Regions from separate parts of the Homo sapiens genome. Here regions 1 and 3 are each linked to region 2. Evidence: chromatin loops called from intact Hi-C (ENCODE). Cell type or tissue: PC-9. All regions are shown on one strand. Region 1 overlaps RASGRF1 (Ras protein specific guanine nucleotide releasing factor 1). Region 2 has its middle 39 kb from the start of MIR184. Region 3 overlaps CTSH (cathepsin H).

What was found. Hi-C counts contacts between places; a loop is a spot of excess contacts. Peaks named below come from ENCODE experiments on the same cell type or tissue, not always from the same donor. Only the 100,000 strongest peaks of a DNase experiment are listed, where the experiment ranks them.
Region 1: it touches region 2 in a loop (5-fold over the local background); 3 of 110 quality-filtered maps call a loop at or near these places.
Region 3: a loop joins it to region 2, with 8 times the contacts of the local background. A loop is called at or near these places in 4 of 110 quality-filtered maps.

What each region holds. Positions count from the first base shown.
Region 1 is chr15:78,987,765-78,990,264 of GRCh38, reverse strand. It overlaps RASGRF1 (Ras protein specific guanine nucleotide releasing factor 1), which reads left to right. Exons shown (of 27, transcript NM_001145648.3): 22 at 1-76. Among named protein-coding and RNA genes, the nearest start is that of CTSH, 44 kb to the right of the region's middle. In PC-9, no CTCF peak of the experiment used is centred here; a DNase peak (open chromatin) is centred at 1,514; H3K27ac peaks cover 1,372 bases.
Region 2 is chr15:79,169,252-79,171,751 of GRCh38, reverse strand. No RefSeq gene overlaps it. Among named protein-coding and RNA genes, the nearest start is that of MIR184, 39 kb to the left of the region's middle. In PC-9, no CTCF peak of the experiment used is centred here; a DNase peak (open chromatin) is centred at 1,301; H3K4me3 peaks cover 350 bases; H3K27ac peaks cover 1,987 bases.
Region 3 is chr15:78,930,110-78,932,609 of GRCh38, reverse strand. CTSH (cathepsin H) reads left to right here. Exons shown (of 12, transcript NM_004390.5): 6 at 152-238; 7 at 1,104-1,159. Among named protein-coding and RNA genes, the nearest start is that of CTSH, 14 kb to the left of the region's middle. In PC-9, no CTCF peak of the experiment used is centred here; DNase peaks (open chromatin) are centred at 1,519 and 2,479; H3K27ac peaks cover 1,721 bases.

The DNA of each region.
Region 1 (2,500 bases), 180 kb after region 2:
CGGACAAGGATGGATGAAACTGGAAAAGAATGAAAGGACCCCTTATATCATGAAAACCACTAAGCACTTCAATGACGTGAGTATGGATGGGAGCGCCTCTCTCACTGGGGTTTTTCTTTGGCAAGACGCTCAAGAGGCTGGGTAGAGAACGGGCTATACACCTGGCTGGAACCAGACTCCTGGGTCCTCTCCAGCCCTGCCACCCCTTGCCATGTGGCCTCGGGCTGGTTGCCTCACCTCAGTCTCAGTCTCTTCTCCTATTAAGTGGGGCTGACCATGGAACAGTCATAGGAGGATTAACTGCGTGGTCATCTAAAGACATTCAGCCCAGCATTGGCTCGCTGTGAGCCCTCACCCAGAACTTGTGATTCCTAAGTGGGGGTTACTCCTCGGAGCAGGGTTTTTGCGGAGTCTGTGGCAAAGAGAACAGAAGGGAATGAAGGATTAGAAGGAAAGGAATGAAGACCTTGCTATGCTTCCTATTTTTAAACCTCATCTCAGTATTAGCAACAAGCAATATTTGGCTGGACAATGGCAGACAGCTTCCCTCTAATTCATACATTATCCAGAACCCTCGGAATCTCCTAAGGTTTTGGCTGTTTCAGCTACTCTGGCAATGATGTCCCACTCGCTGCCCCTCTTCTTGCCTTTCTTGTGGTAAGATGGTCTTTTGGGATAACACTAAAGAGAATGTTTAATTCTCTTTAATGTTAGGAGGCCACAGTGCTGAGCGAATGTTTAATTAAACATTCTCTTTAATGTTAGAAGGCCACAGTGCTGAGCGAATGTTTAATTAAACATTCTCTTTAATGTTAGGAGGCCACAGTGCTGGGCGAGACTAAGGCTCCTGAATCTCCCTGGCTAGGATCAGGATGGCCCAATATCCAGCTCCTCCAGCCCCCTTCTCTAGACCTCCCAGCCCCAGCTTTCCTGGGGAAGAACTGTTGAGATGGGACCAAGCACTGGACCTGCAAACTGGCCTGGCATAAGCAGCTCAAAGGGCCTGGACTGACTCTGATTGGCACACTAAGTTCAGATGGGTGCATCACACACCCCCAGCTCCCAGAATCCCTCCTCAGAGAAACATGGGAGCAGCAGAGAACTGGGGGGCAGACAGGTCCCAGAGCCTTCTGAGGCACAATTCACATCCACAGGGAGCATTTGCAATGTTCTTTAATAAGAATATCCACTGCCCCCTAACCGGGTGCCTACCTTGTGCCTAGCACTGAGCTTTTTGTGCATAGTAATCTCATTGAAAGCTCACATCAACTAAAAGATGGGGGCTGTCCTCACATTTTTAGGTACAAAGAAACCAAGACTCTGGAAGGGCAAATGCTGAGGTCTCCTAACTGGTGTGTGGTAGCTCATGGCTTCCATTGCTACACAGTGCAAATCAGCTGTGTGAGGAAAAAAAAAAAAAAAAAACTCCCTCCCAGCAACTTCCCCACATGTGTGCAAGTTCCAACCCCTGAACCACAGAGCCGGGTCCACTCCCAGCCTCGTGACAGCCCTGAGAACAGTTGCACTCAGCATCCTCATTCTTCTGAGTTTAATCATCAACACGAGGAAAGAGCCTTTGAGGGCCGGTGGTGGGAGCACATGATTCCACTTGCCCTGACCACCTTGGCCAGGGCCACATCCTACCAACCCCAGCCGCCAGCACACCATATCCTGGGAGGATCCTCAGCAGCCTAGAAGAAACAAGAAAGACCCAGAGATTGCAGCTCAGGGGAGGAGCCCTTTGGGGCCTCCTAGGCCTGGGCACCCAGTGGTTCCTGCAGTGAGCACAGCAGCAGAAAGGAGACTCGTGTGCCTCTCAGGAGAGAAAGAGGGACAGAGACCAAGCCTCGGGAAACATAACCTGACAGAGGCCTGATCCAACCACACCTTACAGCACCAGGCAACAAATCACTGTCCCCTCCCTTCCCTGTCCCACTGTGTGCCCAGGAGTCGAGCAAGTGAAAGACAAGAATATGAAGTGAGCATTCACTGAGTGTTCACCCCATGCTAGACGCTGTGCTTCAAAAGCATCATCTCATTTAATCCTGCCATGCCCACTTTGTGGATGAAGAAACTGAGGCTTGAGGAGGGGAAATTTCATCCCCAACATTACACAGCAGAGTACAATTTTGAACGCACACGGTCTACTTCAGAAGCTGCCCTTGTAACGACCTGGCATTTGGCCATCTCTGTTCAAATCCACCATTTGGTTCTGATACACAGGATGTGTGCTGGCACAACAATGATTTTCCTCGTCTCTCCCTGGCACAGTTCTATTTGCTGTTTTCTGGTCCTTTTGCCTTTAATTTCTTTGTCCTCTTAACTGGTACTGGCCAGGATCTTCAGGACCATGGCCAAGCTGGGGTACTGGTGTAAGGCAAGCAAGGTTCCCAGAGAGCAAAATCGAAGGAGCTACTCGCCCTTCTGCACTTGTACCCCACACCTCAACTGCCTCACCCTAGTCCCGTCTCTCTCCACAACAGCATGGAATGGACATGGT
Region 2 (2,500 bases):
AGACATGTAGACAACCAGAGAACAGGCTTTCAATTTCTCCTTTTAAAATTTGCTCACCTTAGTCTTAAAAGACAAATGCCCTTATGCTGACCCAAGGGAAGGCTGAAAATCGCAGGAGGCCCCCTGCTAAAACGAATCAACACCGGCTAGACCTCCCTCAGGTTCAAGATGAGATCATCCCCTGAAACAGGAAGCATTGCCTCCCACCAGACCAGTCCTCGTGTTTTCTCTGGAACAGGGATGGGGGTGGCCAGCGCAGGGGTCTGCGTTGCAGAGCATCTTTCCCCAAGGGAGCTACAGATATTGCAGGTGCTTAAGTCTTCATGAAGCCTGCGTTCAGCCTGGCCTTCGCAAGGAGACAGGTCCACAGAGCCACAGTACAAATCTCATGCAGAGTGTACAATAACAAAAGAATGCCCCCCCTTCCAGAACTGAAACGTGCATGAACTAAGAGGATTCGTGTAAAGAACCCAGGTCAGAGGCTGTACCATCTCATCTGTGAAATGAGAAGAATAAACAAGAAAAACATTCACCTCCATGGGGAGTTTGAATAGACACATTAATCCCTGGGCATAGGTGCCCAGTACAGATTAGCCCAATTTAAACAAACAAAAAAAATGATGATGTTTCTTCTGCTAAAAAGTGTTTTTATCATTTGTCTCTTTACATTTTGAGATTTTATGTCTAATTCTAAAGCAATCCATATTATTTACCTTTTCTAAAAATTTTTAAACATAAAAACAAATTTTTAACATAAAATATGCTGAGCAGCATTCATTCAAACCAAAATTAAGCACCTTTGTAATCCCACCATTTTGTTTAGTCTATAAAGAAGTGAATGCTTCACCCCTCTCCCAACCCCTCTCCCCACTGGCAACAACTATTAACTCTCTTGTGGTTCCTTCCAGGTCTTTATCTCTGTTTAAATAAATACATGTTGACATATGCAATAGATAAATAATGATCAAAGGCATTCTAAGTATCTTCCTTATGTAAGAAAGAATAATAAGCATGTTAAATAAGAAGAAAAAATTATAATGTTTTAAAATATAAAAGATAGGGCACCCTATCAGTGGACTGACCCTGCACAGCTGCCTCCTGCCCTGTGCCCTGGGTCAGTGGGCAGCCAGGGCTGCAGGGAGTGGCTGTGACTCAGTCTGACCACTGACCCAGGCAGACAGGGGAATGCAGGCAGGAAATGTCAGGCGCCCATCAGGGGAATGGGGCTTATCGATGTGGCATCGGCACCTGCCTCTGGGGAGCTTCAAGAAGTGCTCTGCATGGAGCTGACAGGTCCATTAGTTGTCAGTTCTGGCCATATCTTACTGGACTGGCAATGCAGCCCACAGCCAGCTGGAAGACACGCCCAGATAACACGATCCTGCAGGGTGTAACAGGACATCGTGCCTTTGCTGGCAGTCATAATAAATACCAATTGCTGAGTAATGACAACACAGGGTGTTTTTGCTGGTATTCCTATTTAACCCCCTCACAACACTCCTGAAAGATAGCTTTGATTGACTCCACTTGTAAATGAGGAAACCGAGGCTCAGAGGAGTGAAGTTACCAGCCCAAGATCACAGGAGGAGGGAGAAAGCCCACATTTTCATCACATTCCCTATGGTCAGAGGAGCAGTTCATGGTCTCATACTCTTCATGTTACCCCACATGAAAGAAAATTTTCTCCCCACTTGACAGAGGAGGAAATTGAGACTGAGAGAAGTCAAAATCTGTATCCTTCCAATCAGAAAAGCCCTATTCTTCCCTTCTGGGGCCCAGCGTGGAGGTGGTGCTGGGAAATTCTGAGAAGGGCAGGTTGCATAACATCCTTGTTCTCCGCCAAAAGCTGCAAACACCCACTTACCCCATTCACGAATCTGGGCAATGAGTAGTGGGAGTCAGGGAAAGATATTTTAAAAAATTATCTTCAGTCAGGGAATTTCACAGTATAATTATATAGTGAGGACACCAAATTAGCAGAAAGAAGGGACTGCCAGATGCAGCAGCCACACACCACTGCCTACATCCCCATGTTCACAGCCGGCTCACAGCCTCTGGGGTGGGCTGGGGAACTCTCCCTCTAGATCCTAAATACACATGACTCTTTAACTGATAGAAAGATATCACTGGAAGACTCCACAAAGACCATCAACCCCAATCCCCTCACCTTACACTTAGGGAAACTGAGGTCCCATAAGAGAAGCTGTGTGTTTGAAGTCACTCCCTGATAGGCTCAGGACTAAGGGCCAGTCCCCTAGCTCCAGCCCCTGCCTCCAGACCCACCCAGCTCCTTGGAGCCAAGAGACAGAAATAAACCATGCTTGGGCTTTTAGAGTCCAAAATAAATGCATGTACAGCTCTTTGCATTGTTACCATGGTTATAGATAACAAGGGCTGTGGCAAAGCACAGCAAATTAGTTAATGATGAGAGAGAAACTTCCAACAGTGACACGTTCTGCATGAACAAACTGCTTTCCTGATTCAGTGGCAGGCTGGACCC
Region 3 (2,500 bases), 240 kb after region 2:
GAATGAATGGATCTGGAACAGGGCTTGGTAAACTGCCAAGGCACCTGGGGACTCGGGAGCTCTGGCAGGGTCAGCAGAGGAAGGCAGAAGGCAGGGCTGTCTCACGGCGTCCCCATCACTGATGTCCTCTGCTCTCCCCTGGCCTTTCCAGGGTGCCTGCGGCAGTTGCTGGACTTTCTCCACCACTGGGGCCCTGGAGTCTGCGATCGCCATCGCAACCGGAAAGATGCTGTCCTTGGTAAGAAATCAGCCACAGGCGACCCCCTGCGGAGGACACCCCATCCTGATGTGGGCCAGGCCTGGGCCTTTGGTTTCCCTGGAGCATTGGCTAAGGGTGCTGTTTCAGGTGGACCCAGATGCCCCAGCCTTGTGGACATCTGGCATGAGAATCTCAATTGATGCTTTTCCCGGGAAGGATCTGAGTTTATTAAGGAACCGGCCCAAGGGCTCATTCCTAGATGGATCTGGGTGGTCCTTAGCTTGACAGCCTGGAGCCTTCCCGGCGGAGGGGTTCAGAAAGGCGGAGCCTGCCTGGTGGGTAGCCAACTAGGAGCTACACCCTTCCCAGCAGCCTCAGTTGTCTTCATGAGGGAAGAGCCGGGACCTATGCATCCATCCCCTCGCCCACAAGAGACGGATGATGCCCCTGAAGGAACTATCCTAGCCCCTGCCTCTGTGGAGAAAGGAGGGACAGTGCACAGCCGGCCTGGTGATGCCATGAGGACCCTGGGTTGTGGACAGGTGGGGGTAGGGTCTCTGGCTGGGCCTGTTTCCCCCATCCTATACACCGCTGTGGGACCCCACACTCTGCATCGTATGGGCACACCTACGGGGCAGGGGTTTGGACCCAACAGCCCTTGCCCCCTCTCACCTTCCCTGGCTGCCCCTGCTTACTGAGCCCCTCCCGACATGTGCCAGCTGCTGGGCTGGCACTGCAGGACATACAGCAACTGTCCCTGCCCTTGGGGAGTTTATAATTTGGTCACCTTGACACAGCACTGACGGGGCCTCAGATGTGGCTCAGCCAGGGAGGCTTAGCGCCTCACGCCAAAGCCTTGACGGCTTCTCAGCTGGCAGGTCACTGGGTTGTGTCCTTCTTCCAGGCGGAACAGCAGCTGGTGGACTGCGCCCAGGACTTCAATAATCACGGCTGCCAAGGGTACGTCTCTGACCAGAAGGGGCCCAAAACTTCCTCATTTCCCACTGACCGCTTCGACAGGATCCAGTGTGTGCTGGGTCTGCCACAGATATAACCCACCACTGCCCTGGGCGATGGCAAAATGGTCTCTGTTGTACAGGGGTGGTCACCTCACATGGCCAGGTCTCATAGCCAGGACAGGGCAGAGCTGGAATCTGAGTCCAGGCCTCTGTCCTCTCTCCACTGTATCACCTGGCTCTCCACAGTGCGGTTGGCCTCACCCGCCACCAAGGCCTCTGGGAGTGTGGCCAAAAGAATTTAATAGAGTGAGCAACACACCATTACACATCATCCTCCAAACCCGAGATCCACACACAGATACAGGGTTGGCCTTTAGATGAACTCACTAAAGTCCCAGCCTCCCAAGCTCATTGCGCCCTGTGAGGGTGAGGTGGCTGTGTGTAAGGGCTGTACCTTGCCTGGACCTGCTTTCCTGGCCCACTGTAAAGCAGGTTGCCAGGAATTTGCTGACATTTCTACAGTGACTCTAGCCCTCCCTTCATGCAGTGCTCTGAGACATTTCTGTGGTCTTTGCTCACCTGGCACATGGTGTGCATAAAGCCAGGCTCTTGGGGTGCCGTGCCTCGACTCCCCTCCACCTCCCTGGGGCACATCCCTCTCCCAGACCCCAGCCCCTCTGAGCTGGCTCTTCCTCCTGCAGGGAGCCGTGCTGCAGCCAAGTCCTGGGGACCCAGGGGTGACGTCGTAGCCTGCTCTCAGATCCACCATCATGCTCAGTGTCCCCTTACTTTTGGTCTGTTTCCACTCCACAGCTTAGAAACCCAACCCATAACAAGAGTCTGACATTTGGGCACTCTGGGGTCCCACCGTTTTTATTTTTTATTTATTTATTTATTTATTTATTTATTTATTTTTTCTTTTTTTGAGATGGAGTCTCGCTCTGTTGCCCAGGCTGGAGTGCAGTGGCGCGATCTCAGCTCACTGCAAGCTCCGCCTCCCGGGTTCACCCCATTCTCCTGCCTCAGCCTCCCAGGGAGCTGGGATTACAGGCGTGCGCCACCACACCTGGCTAATTTTTGTATTTTTAGTAGAGATGGGGGTTTCACCATGTTGGCCAGGCTAGTCTCGAACCCCTGACCTCAGGTGATCCACCCACCTTGGCCTCCCAAAGTGCTGGGATTACAGGTGTGAGCCACCACATCCAGCCTGTTTTTCAAAGGAGTCTATTTGCTTTGGTTCAGGACAGTACTTCCTTTTCTCATTCATACAACAAATATCACAGAGCACCCGCTGTGTGTAGGCCCTGGGGATACAGCGCTCAGCAGAACTGGAAGAGCGGGC